2 separate regions of the Homo sapiens genome follow, and region 2 is linked to region 1. Evidence: read pairs that join two places in POLR2A ChIA-PET (ENCODE). Cell type or tissue: Caco-2. All regions are shown on one strand. Each heading gives the region's core, and the rest is flanking DNA. Links, peaks and the distances in the headings are about the cores only. Region 1 overlaps NVL (nuclear VCP like). Region 2 holds the start of LOC101927143 (a long non-coding RNA gene).

Evidence for each region. ChIA-PET counts read pairs that join two places held together with the same protein. Peaks named below come from ENCODE experiments on the same cell type or tissue, not always from the same donor. Only the 100,000 strongest peaks of a DNase experiment are listed, where the experiment ranks them.
Region 2: POLR2A ChIA-PET joins it to region 1 with 5 read pairs; 5 of 35 experiments call an interaction of 5 or more read pairs at or near these places.

The regions. Positions count from the first base shown.
Region 1 is chr1:224,305,752-224,311,128 of GRCh38, reverse strand. NVL (nuclear VCP like) reads left to right here. Exons shown (of 23, transcript NM_002533.4): 6 at 2,866-3,138. Among named protein-coding and RNA genes, the nearest start is that of NVL, 22 kb to the left of the region's middle. In Caco-2, for the core only: no CTCF peak of the experiment used is centred there; no DNase peak of the experiment used is centred there.
Region 2 is chr1:224,211,146-224,216,522 of GRCh38, reverse strand. LOC101927143 (a long non-coding RNA gene) reads left to right here and starts at 3,244. Exons shown (of 2, transcript NR_110669.1): 1 at 3,244-3,768. RefSeq lists an enhancer at 1,332-2,025. In Caco-2, for the core only: no CTCF peak of the experiment used is centred there; DNase peaks (open chromatin) are centred at 2,832 and 3,742.

The sequences.
Region 1 (5,377 bases), core at 173-5,172:
CTGGGATTGCACTACTGCACTCCAGCCTGAGCAACAAAACCAGATCCTGTCTCCAAAAAAATAAATAAATAAAAATCAGTAAGGAATAGAATAAAAGGCCAGGGGTTATGGCTCACGTCTGTAATCCCAGCACTTTGGGAGGCTGAGGCAGGAAGATCACTTGAAGCCAGGAGTTTAAGACCAGCCTAGGCAACCTAGCAAGACTCTGTCTCTACAAAAAACAAATAAAAATTAGCTGGATCTGGTGGCATACACCCATAGTCCTAGCTACTCAGGAGGCTGAGGCTGGAGGATCGCTTGAGCCCAGGAGTTTGAGGCTGCGGTGAGCTATGATTGTGCCATTCCACTTCAGCCTGGGCGACAGACCTTATTGCAAAAGAGAGAGAGAGAGAGGAGAAGGAAAGAAAGAGGGAAAGAAAAAAAAGGGTTAGGGCTAAAGGGAGGGAGAAAGGAAGGACAGGGAATAGAATAAGAGACTTCGGAAGTCTTCATCAATAAATAATTGAACACTTTCTGTGTTCAGTGTTGGTGATGGATTAACCATCCTTCCAGTATTTATGTTTATAAGTCAGTTATACAAGGAAAAAGAAGGGAAGAGAATAGCTAGAAATAAGGGCAGACAAGAATAGAGTAATTAATAGTAAAAATGGAAAAAGGGATATACTTTTTGTCAAGGAGATGGCATTAGTAATGAAAAGGCTTGATTAAAGGAGAATATGGAGATAATATAGTCGGCCCTCACTATCCATGGGGGATTGGCCCCAGAGCCCCACATGAATACCTGCAAATGCTCAAGTCCCTTACATAAAATGGCATCATGTTTGCATATAACGTTATATACATCCTCTTGTATACTTTAAATTATCTCTGGATTACTTGTAATAATACAATGTAAATGAGATGTAAATAGTTTTTACACTATATTTCTTTCTTTTTTTTTTTTTTTTTTTGCGAGGGAGTCTCACTCTGTCGCCCAGGCTGAAGTGCAGTGGTGTGATCACCGAGGCTGGAGTGCAGTGGTGCGATCTCGGCTCACTGCAGCCTCCACCTCCCCAGCTCAAGTGATTCTCCTGCCTCAGCTTCCTGAGGAGCTGGAATTACAGGCAGGGTCTCGCTCTGTCACCCAGGCTGGAGTTCAGTGGTGTCATCTCGGCTCACTGCAACCTCTGCCTCCCAAGTTCAAGTGATTCTCGTGCCTCAGCCTCCTGAGTAGCTGAGATTAAGGTGTGCGCCACCACACCTAGCTACTTTTTGGCATTTTTAGTAGAGATGTGGTTTCACCATGTTGGCCAGGCTGGTCTTGAACTCCTGGCCTTGAGTGATCCACCCACCTTGGCCTCCCAAAGTGCTGGAATAACAGACATGAGACAACATGCCCAGCATACACTTTATTTCTTAAAATTTGTATTATTTTTATTGGTGTACTGTGTTTTTTAATTGCTTTTTATTTCCCAAATATTTTCCATTGAGGTTCATTGAATCCCTGGATGCAGAACCCTTGGATATAGAGGGCCAACTGTTTGTCAAATTATTTATAATTTGCTTTTTATTTTTTCCCTTGGTATATAAGTTTTGAATATATTATCAAAATATTTGATCCAGTTTTCACGGGGACAGGGTCTCGCTCTGTCACCCAGGCTGGAGTACAGTGGCATGGTCCTAGCTCACTGCAACCTCAAACTCTTGGGCTCAAGTTGTCCTCCTACCTTAGCCTCCCAAGTAGCTAGGATAACAGGCATGTGCCACCATGCCTGGGTAAATTTTAAATTTTTTGTAGACACAGGGTCTCGCTGTGTTGCCCAGGATGGTCTCGAACTCTAGGCCTCAAGCAGTTCTCCCAGTTTGGCCTCCGAAAGCATTAGGATTACAGGGCGTGAGCTACCACGCCCAGTCCCAATTTTGCTTTGATGGAATAACAGTGACTCTCATTGGCAACCAGCTCATTTTCATACTTCTTTAGTGTATTTTTTTTCGAAGCAACCATACTTACTTTATTTTATTTAACCACCAATTATGAATTGGTTTCCATTGGAATGGAGTGAAGTCTTTTTTTTTTTTTTTTTTTGTTGAGACAGAGTCCCGCTCTGTCACCCAGGCTGGAGTGCAGTGGCGTGATCTCGGCTCACTGCAAGCTCCGCCTCCCGGGTTCTCGCCATTCTCCTGCCTCAGCCTCCCGAGTAGCTGGGACTACAGGCGTCCGCCATCACGCCTGGCTAATTTTTTGTATTTTTAGTAGAGACAGGGTTTCACCGTGTTAGCCAGGATGGTTTTGATCTCCTGACCTCGTGATCCGCCCGCCTCGGCTTCCCAAAGTGCTGGGATTACAGGCGTGAGCCACTGCGCCCGGCCGAGTGAAGTCTTTTTGAATAGTAAATGCTTGTTTGTGAGTCATCTTATTGTGAACACCCATATATTCTTTTCTTTTTTTTTTTTTTTTTGAGATGGAGTCTCACTCTGTCACCCAGGCTGGAGTGCAGTGGTGTGATCTCGGCTCACTGCAACTTCCGCCTGCTGGGTTCAAGTGATTCTCCTGCCTCAGCCTCCCAAGTAGCTGGGATTACAGGTGCCTACCACTGCGCCCGGCTAATTTTTGTATTTTTACTAGAGACGGTGTTACACCATGTTGGCTAGGCTGGTCTTGAACTCCTGACCTCAAGTGATCTGCCCACCTCGGCCTCCCAAAGTGCTGGGATTACAGGCATAAGCCACTGTGCCCAGCCTAACACCTATATATTCTGATTATAAATGTTCTGAGAGAAGTTGTTAAAAAACAAAATATAGAAAACTTATTACTATAGGCAATACAACTTTTATGAGTACCTGTTGAGTAATTTATGCTACAATTTTGTTTTATCTTTCTGCCAGTCAGCAAATCACATGAACAGTTCCCTGCTGTCTTTATATCGGAAAGGAAATCCTGATTCTGTTTCAAATACTCCTGAGATGGAGCAAAGAGAAACCACCTCTTCAACACCACGGATAAGTTCCAAAACAGGCTCCATTCCCTTGAAGACCCCTGCCAAAGATTCTGAAGGAGGATGGTTTATTGACAAAACCCCAAGTGTAAAGAAAGACAGTTTTTTCTTGGACCTGTCATGTGAGAAAAGTAATCCTAAGAAGCCAATAACTGAGATACAGGTATTTTTGTAATGAAATTTTAGCCCCATATCATCGAAGTACATTTCAACCTTTTAGTTGAATATAATATCAATCAGATACTTGTGTTTTGTGGAAGGCATAGGAACTTTAAAATATATGGAGAATTTGATCACATTGCACTGCTTTCCATTCTTTCTATCCTAGTCTAAGCCTTTTCTCATTCTTGACTTAATTATTGAAACAGCCTTCTAGCTGGAGTCTGTGTCCTTTCTTGTTCCCCTAGTTTATTCTTTACACAGAGAGATAGCTTTTTTTTTTTTTTTTTTTTTTTGAGACTGGGTCTGGCTCTGTCGCTGAGGCTGGAGTGCAGTGGTGTGATCTTGGCTCATTGCAACCTCTGCCTTCCAGGCTCAAGCCATCCCCCACCTCAGCCTCCCATGTAACTAAGACTACAGGCATGTGCCACCACACCTAGCTAACTTATATCTTTTCTAGAGATGGTGTTTTGCAGGGTTGCCCAAGCTGGTCTTGAACTCTTGGGGTCAAGCAATCCACCCGCCTCGGACTCCCAAAGTTCTGGGATTGTAGGCGTGAGCCACCACATATTATCATTCTTCTATTTAAAACCCTCCAGTGGCTTCATTCAGTTTCAAATCCAAAGGCCTGTGACAGCCACTAACGTCCTTTATGATTTCGCTGCCTGACTTTCTTTTCAGTTTCATCTCCTACCACCCTGTTAGGTATGTGAATCTATTTCCTCAGCTGTAAATTTTACAAACTCTAAGTACAAATCAGGTGTTTCCCATGAAAATTTAGGGTCCAAATTGAGATGTGCTATTAACTTAAAGTGTACATTAGACTTTGAAGACTCACTAAAAAAATAGAATGTAAAACATCTCATTAATAATATTTTATATTGACTGTTGAAATGATAATATTTTGGATATACTGGGTTAAGTAAAATAGATTATTAAATGAATTTCATATGTGGCTCACATATTCCTCATGGACAATGATGCTTCAACTGATTTCTAAGAACCAAGCCCTTTGATTTGGCAGAACCTTTCCCCTTTTTATTTATTAATAGGCCTTTCCAAATCTCTTTGCTTTAATTATCCATATCATCCATCTATAGGGAACATTGTTATGGTTGGCAAGAACTCGAGTCTTAATGCTGAAATACTTTTTTTGGTTTGAGACAGGGTCTGCCTTGTCACCCAGACTGACATGGTGGAGTGGCATGATCACGGCTCACTATAACCTCCACCCCCTGGGCATAAGCCATCCCCCCACCTCAGTCTTCCAAGTAGCTGGGGACTACAGGTGCCCACCACCACACCTGGCTAAGTTTTGTATTTTTTGTAGAGATGGCGTTTGGCCATGTTGCTCAGACTGGTCTTGAACTCCTGAGCTCAAGTGATCCACCCACCTCAGCCTGAATCATACTTAAAAACAATTTTTTTTGGCCGGGTGCAGTGGCTCACACCTGTATTCCCAGCACTTTGGGAGACCAAGGCGGGCAGATCATGAGGTCAGGAGATTGAGACCATCCTGGCTAACACAGTGAAACCCTGTCTCTACTAAAAATACAAAAAGTTAGCCAGGCGTCATGGCGGGCGCCTGTAGTCCCAGCTACTTAGGAGGCTGAGGCAGGAGAATGACGTGAACCCGGCAGGCGGAGCTTGCAGTGCGCTGAGATCGTGCCACTGCACTCCATCCTGGGTGACAGAGCGAGACTCCGTCTCAAAAAAAAAAAATTTTTTTTTAAGAGTTGGAATATTGCTACATCACCCAGGCTAGAGTGCAGTCACTTTTCACAGGCTTGATCACAGAACACTATAGCCTTGAAACCCTGAGCTCAAGTGGTCCTTCTGCCTCTCAAGTAGCTGGGGCTACAGGTGTGTCCCAGTGTGCTTGGCTGAATTACACTTTGTTATGACTGTCAAAGCAGCTCTGTAGTTATATTTAATTTAGTGAATCATCAGCTGTCAGATGAAGACAACTATATAGAAGACTCAGTGAGAAATAAAAGGCAAATATCAGTGTCCTTAATCAAGGAGCTCACAATTCAGTGAGAAAGACAGAGATAAGTGAATCACTCATACAAGGCAGATTATTCCAACTGATAATAGCTGCAAATGCAGTGTCTTGGGAATGTGAGGACAAGATTAAATCTAACTGAAAGAGGGCCGTGCAGGGCGGCTCACGCCTGTAATCCCAGCACTTTGGGAGGCTGAGGTGGGCAGATCACCTGAGGTCAGGAGTTCGATACCAGCCT
Region 2 (5,377 bases), core at 202-5,201, 95 kb after region 1:
GTCTCGCGCCATCGCCCAGGCTGGAGTGCAGTGGTGTAATCTCGGCTCACTGCAAACTCTGCCTCCCGGTTTCAGGCAATTCTTCTGCCTCACCTTCCCAAGTAGCTGGGATTACAGGCACATGCCACCACTCCCAGCTAATTTTTTATATTTTTGGTAAAGACAGAGTTTCACCAGTTGGCCAGGCTGGTCTCAGACTCCTGACCTCAAGTGATCCACCTGCCTTGGCCTTCCAAAGTACTGAGATTACAGGCATGAGCCACCGCACCCAGCCACAGAGCAAGACACTTTCTCAAAAAACAATTGCTTTATTTTTCTCAGCCCACTAAGAACTAACATTGAAGTAACAATCTCAATGAAAGATTCTTAAATCCTTTATTGCCAGTCTCAGTTTATAGTCTACTCTAGATTCATTTGTGAAGAATGAAATTATTTGTATCCACTTTAATTTGGCATCTTGCATGGCACGGGTTTGGAGATTCTGTGCTTTAGCAGCCAAAATGTCACAGGCCTTGCTATTAATAGTTCCTGGTGGCATGGGATAGAGGAAAAAGACAGGTGGACTTAGAAACATTAGCTTGGCCGGGCACTGTGGCTCACGTCTGTAATCCCAGCACTTTGGGAGGCCGAGGCAGGCGGACCACTTGAGGCCAGTTGTTCAAGACCAGCCTGGGTAACATGGCAGAACCCTATCTCTACAAAAAATACAAAAAATTAGCCAGGCATGATGGCATGTGCCTGTAATACCAGCTACGCAGGAGGCTGAGGCATCAGGATCACTTGATCCCAGGAAGCAGAGGTTGCAATGAGCCAAGATCGTGCCACTGCACTCCAGCCTGGGTGACATAGTAAGACTCTGTCTTAAAAATAAATAAATAAAAAATAAACAAGTGGCCAGGCGCGGTGGCTCACACCTGTAATCCCAGCACTTTGGAAGGCCGGGGCAGGTGGATCACCAGGTCAGGAGGTGGAGACCATCCTGGCCAACATGGTGAAACCCCGTCTCTACTAAAAATACAAAAATTAGCCGGGCGTGGTGGCAGGAACCTGTAGTGCCAGCTACTCAGGAGGCTGAGACAGGAGAATCGCTTGAACCTGGGAGGCGGAGGTTGCAGTGAGCCAAGATCACACCACTGCACTCCAGTCTGGGCAACAGAACCAGACTCCGTCTCAAAAATAAATAAAGAAGTGATTTTTAAATGGATAGGATGGAAGTGAGGAAACACCCATCCTCCTGTCTAGTCTAGAGAGTAAAACATTTAAGAAAGTGGACAAATGTTTAACTCTAGGGACATTAAAGAATGCTAATGTCTCTCCTTAGGCATAATTAGAAGCCAGTGCTTGCATTGTAGTTAAGTCCTGTTGAATACTAGATAACAATGGACATTTCTTTTACAGGACTACCTGTCAGGAGATCTGAGGTTACCCTTCGATTTTTTTTTTTTTTTTTTTGAGACGGAGTCCCACTTTGTTGCCCAGCCTGGAGTGCAATGGCGCGATCCCGGCTCACTGCAACCTCTGCCTCCCGGGTTCAAGCGATTCTTCTGCCTCAGCCTCCCGAGTAACTGGGAGTATAAGTATGTGCCACCACGCCTGGCTAATTTTTGTATTTTTAGTAGAGACAGGGTTTCACCAGGTTGGCCAGGCTGGTCTCGAACTCCTGACCTCGCGATCTGCCTGCCTCGGCCTCCCAAAGCGCTGGGATTACAGATGTGAGCCACTGCATCCGGCCGTTTTTTTTGTTTTGTTTTGTTTTGTTTTCCCGAGACAAGGTCTCACTCTGTCACCCAGGCCGGAGTGCAGTGGTGTGATCTCAGCTCACCGCAGCATTGACTTGCCCAGGCCAGGTGATTCTCTCACCTCAGCCTCCCAAATAGCTGGGACTACAGGTGTGCACCACCATGCCCAGCTAATTTTTGTATTTTTAGTAGAGACAGGGTTTCACTGTGTTGCCCAGGGTGGTCTCGAATCCTGAGCTCATACAATTCGCCCACCTCAGCCTCCCAAGGTGCTGGGATTACAGGCATGAGCCACTGCTTCTCGCCTACCCTTGGATTTTATGTTGCAAAATATTACCTACATTAGCCACACACGGTGGCGCTTGCCTGTAATCTCAGCTACTCCGTGGCTGAGACACGAGAACCACTTGAGCCCGGGAGGCAGAGTTTGCAGTGAGCTGAGATCGCACCACTGCACTCCAGCCTGGGTGACAGAGCGAGACTCTTTAAAAAAATATAAAAAATTACCTACAGTTTCTTATCAGAATTACTGAATCATAATGCTACAAAAGTCCCTAGAGTCATCTGTGAGTGTTTCTCAGCTGGATGACGCAAGAATCAACTAAGGGTTTTCAAAAATATGTTACCTGGGCCTCCCTACAGGCCAATTATATCAGAGTCTCCAGGTGGGGCCTGGGCGGCTGCAGCTAGTTAAATCTCTCCAGGTGATTCTGATGTTCCATGAGAGGAGAACCCCTGACACCCAACCTCCAGTTTAAAGAAGAGGAACTAACCCAGGGCCCAGATAATGACTGTCCAGGAGCATGCACTAGTGGCTCCCAGGGGTGGGGCCCAAGTCCCCTGCCCCCAGGTCAGCATGCTTTGACTAAGACCACAGAGTCTCACCCAGATTCCAGATAGGAGAGAATGGTGACTTGGTTCCATTTCAGAGTGCTTTTTGCTTTGGTTTACTCCCAGCAGCAAATGGGCAGGGCTGGGGATGGAAGCCAAACACATAGGGTGTGTCTCCCGATACCTCTCTTAAATCTCAGGGAGACACAGTCAGGACTGCAATATCTTATCAGTGCCTGGATGGGGAGGGGACTGCCAGGTAGGGGAGGAGAGATGTGGACTCACTGCCGCCCATATCTCCAGTCTCCTCAGCACCTAGAAACAACTTACACTGCCTTATAAGGCTGAAATGCTGCTGCCAGAGAGCTGTGGGGCCCAGGCCTTGAATTCTTGGTGCACCAGTGCTTGACAGGCTCCCCTTATTTCCCACTGGCACCGCTGGGCCTAGGGGTTTTCCTATTGTTTTTCTAAAGGCATTCCAAGGCCAGGACAATGTTAATTTAAGTTCCTCCAGGCTGAATTTTTTTTTTTTTTAATTACAGAGGGGTGTCACTATGTTGCCCAGGCTAGAATGCTGTGCACTACAACAGGCTCAATTCTCTCTCTCTCTCTTTTTTTTTTTTTTGTCGGAGATGAGATCAGCTAATAACAGACTCAATTCCTGACCTTCCTAGTTTTCTGAGACTGCATCCACTTTGATAGTTTCTACTGAGTCCAAATTAGAACATCCCAGCTGGTGGGCTGTCTCCCAGGAAGCCCTCGGAGAGGAGCGGTGCATAGGGGGCACCTGGACACAGCCCACCTCCCCCGAGTAGCGTCAGGTAGGCTTGTCTATCTACATCCTTTCGCCCTTTCTCAGGAAACTATCAGATGATGTGCTCCCCCAGATGAAGAAGTAGTGCCAGGAAAAAGGAGACACGGGATACAGGGATCCTGAAGCCGGCGGAGGACAAGGGAGCTCCTGGGAGGACAGCTGTGCTCCGGCCTAGCAATAGCGAGCAGCTGGTCCAGACTGCCGCCGTGACTCAGAAGATAGACATGCGGAGGGTTATGATCACAGAGCAACGATGGTCCTTGTACATGAAGATAAAAATGCTCAGGTGTGCCCAGGTTGAAGAAGATGAAAGGCCCTGCCTCCCAGAGCGCCCGGGGACACTGGTGATCTCTTCCAGGTCTGTTTCCACCCACTGCAGCTGTGGTGAGTCTAGAGGCAGAAAATTCATAGCAGCCCATGCCCTTTGACCATGTTTCTGCTGGTCAGCCTGCACCTCACTCACACTACGCCCTGTGACACAACCCCAGACAGACTCTGGAGAACTCAAGGGGACGTGGAAGCCAGGCTCTGCCCGGAAGCTCCACTCAGGTCATCTTCAGGGAGCCGTGGGAGCATCATTGCCCTCCCCTTTCAAAGCTAGGTCTGTGCTTACTGCTCAGTTTTTTTCCAAACTAAACAATGTTTTTGAGAGATTCACAGAGAGATAAAAGCAATTAGGAATAAATGCCAGGGGGTGGTTAACACAAAGGTGGGGATATTGGTTACCTCTGGAGAGGAAAGGGGATGGAATGGCAGAGTGCTCAAGGGTCTCTGGAGGTGCTCCTGTCTCCAGTGTAGTCACGTGAGGTTCACTTTATTCTTTAATCTGTACATACACTTTTTTTTTTTTTCTGAGATGGAGTCCCACTCTGTCGCCCAGGCTGGAGTGCAATGGTGTGATCTCCGCTCACTGCAACCTCCACCTCCCAGATTCAAGCGATTCTCCTGCCTCAGCCTCCTGAGTAGCTGGGACTACAGATGTGTGCCACCACGCCTGGCTAATTTTTGTATTTTTAGTAGAGACAGGGTTTCACCATGTTGGCCAGGCTGGTCTCAAACTCCTGACCTCAAGTGATCCGCCTGCCTCGGCCTCCCAAAGTGCTGGGATTACAGGCGTGAGCCACTGTGCCTGGCCTGTACATACACATTCTCTATAAAATATTTTGAAATAAGCACTTTTAATTAATTAAGGATTGTTCTGGAAAAGAAAAAAACTTTCTACTGAAATAATTGGCTGAGATAGAAGTAATTATGTCTTAAATGATCTAGATAATTTTATGACTGGCTGAAGCCTCAGCATCAGAAGCAAGGGCTGAACATTTTGGCTTCCTGCCAACCTTGACTCACTGAGCAAATGAATTTACCTTCAACAATATGTACAGTCCAGATGTGCATTTGTGCCTGTCTCATTCTCAATATGAAATATGTTTTGAGAATTGTTTGGGGTAAAAACAACAAATGATCTCTTTTGTCCACATACTTTTCACCGTTCCTTCCTCGGCAGCCAAGTCGACTCAGCTGGCTCTTTGGGACCTGGCACATTAAAACTAAAATGTGCTCCAGTGGACTTCACTGTGTTTTTTTCTTTCTTTAACCAGCACAGGAGCTGCAGAAGGGCATTTTGAAGTCTGGAGGTAATGCCAGTTGGCCTGGGCAGGGAACAATGTGTGATTAAGCAGTGAAGGGGATAAGGGACAAATTCCGGGAGCCCTGCTTATCTCTGCTGGAATTACTGTACTGCAGGTCTCAAATCCTGAAGGATCCTGTATTTGTTTTCACCTGGAACCTGGACCACATTCAGGTGGCAGATTAAAATTAAGCCAAGTTCATTCCAGGCCATCCTAATGATTTTTTAATTAGCATCAGTGCACAGTGTAGTAATTTGCAGTTCATAGTCCACTTGTAAGTTGAAATTAGAAACTGCAAGGACAGTAATATAAGTGGGAGGAGAGATTTCATTAATCCCGTCAACAAATATTTATTGACTGCAGCT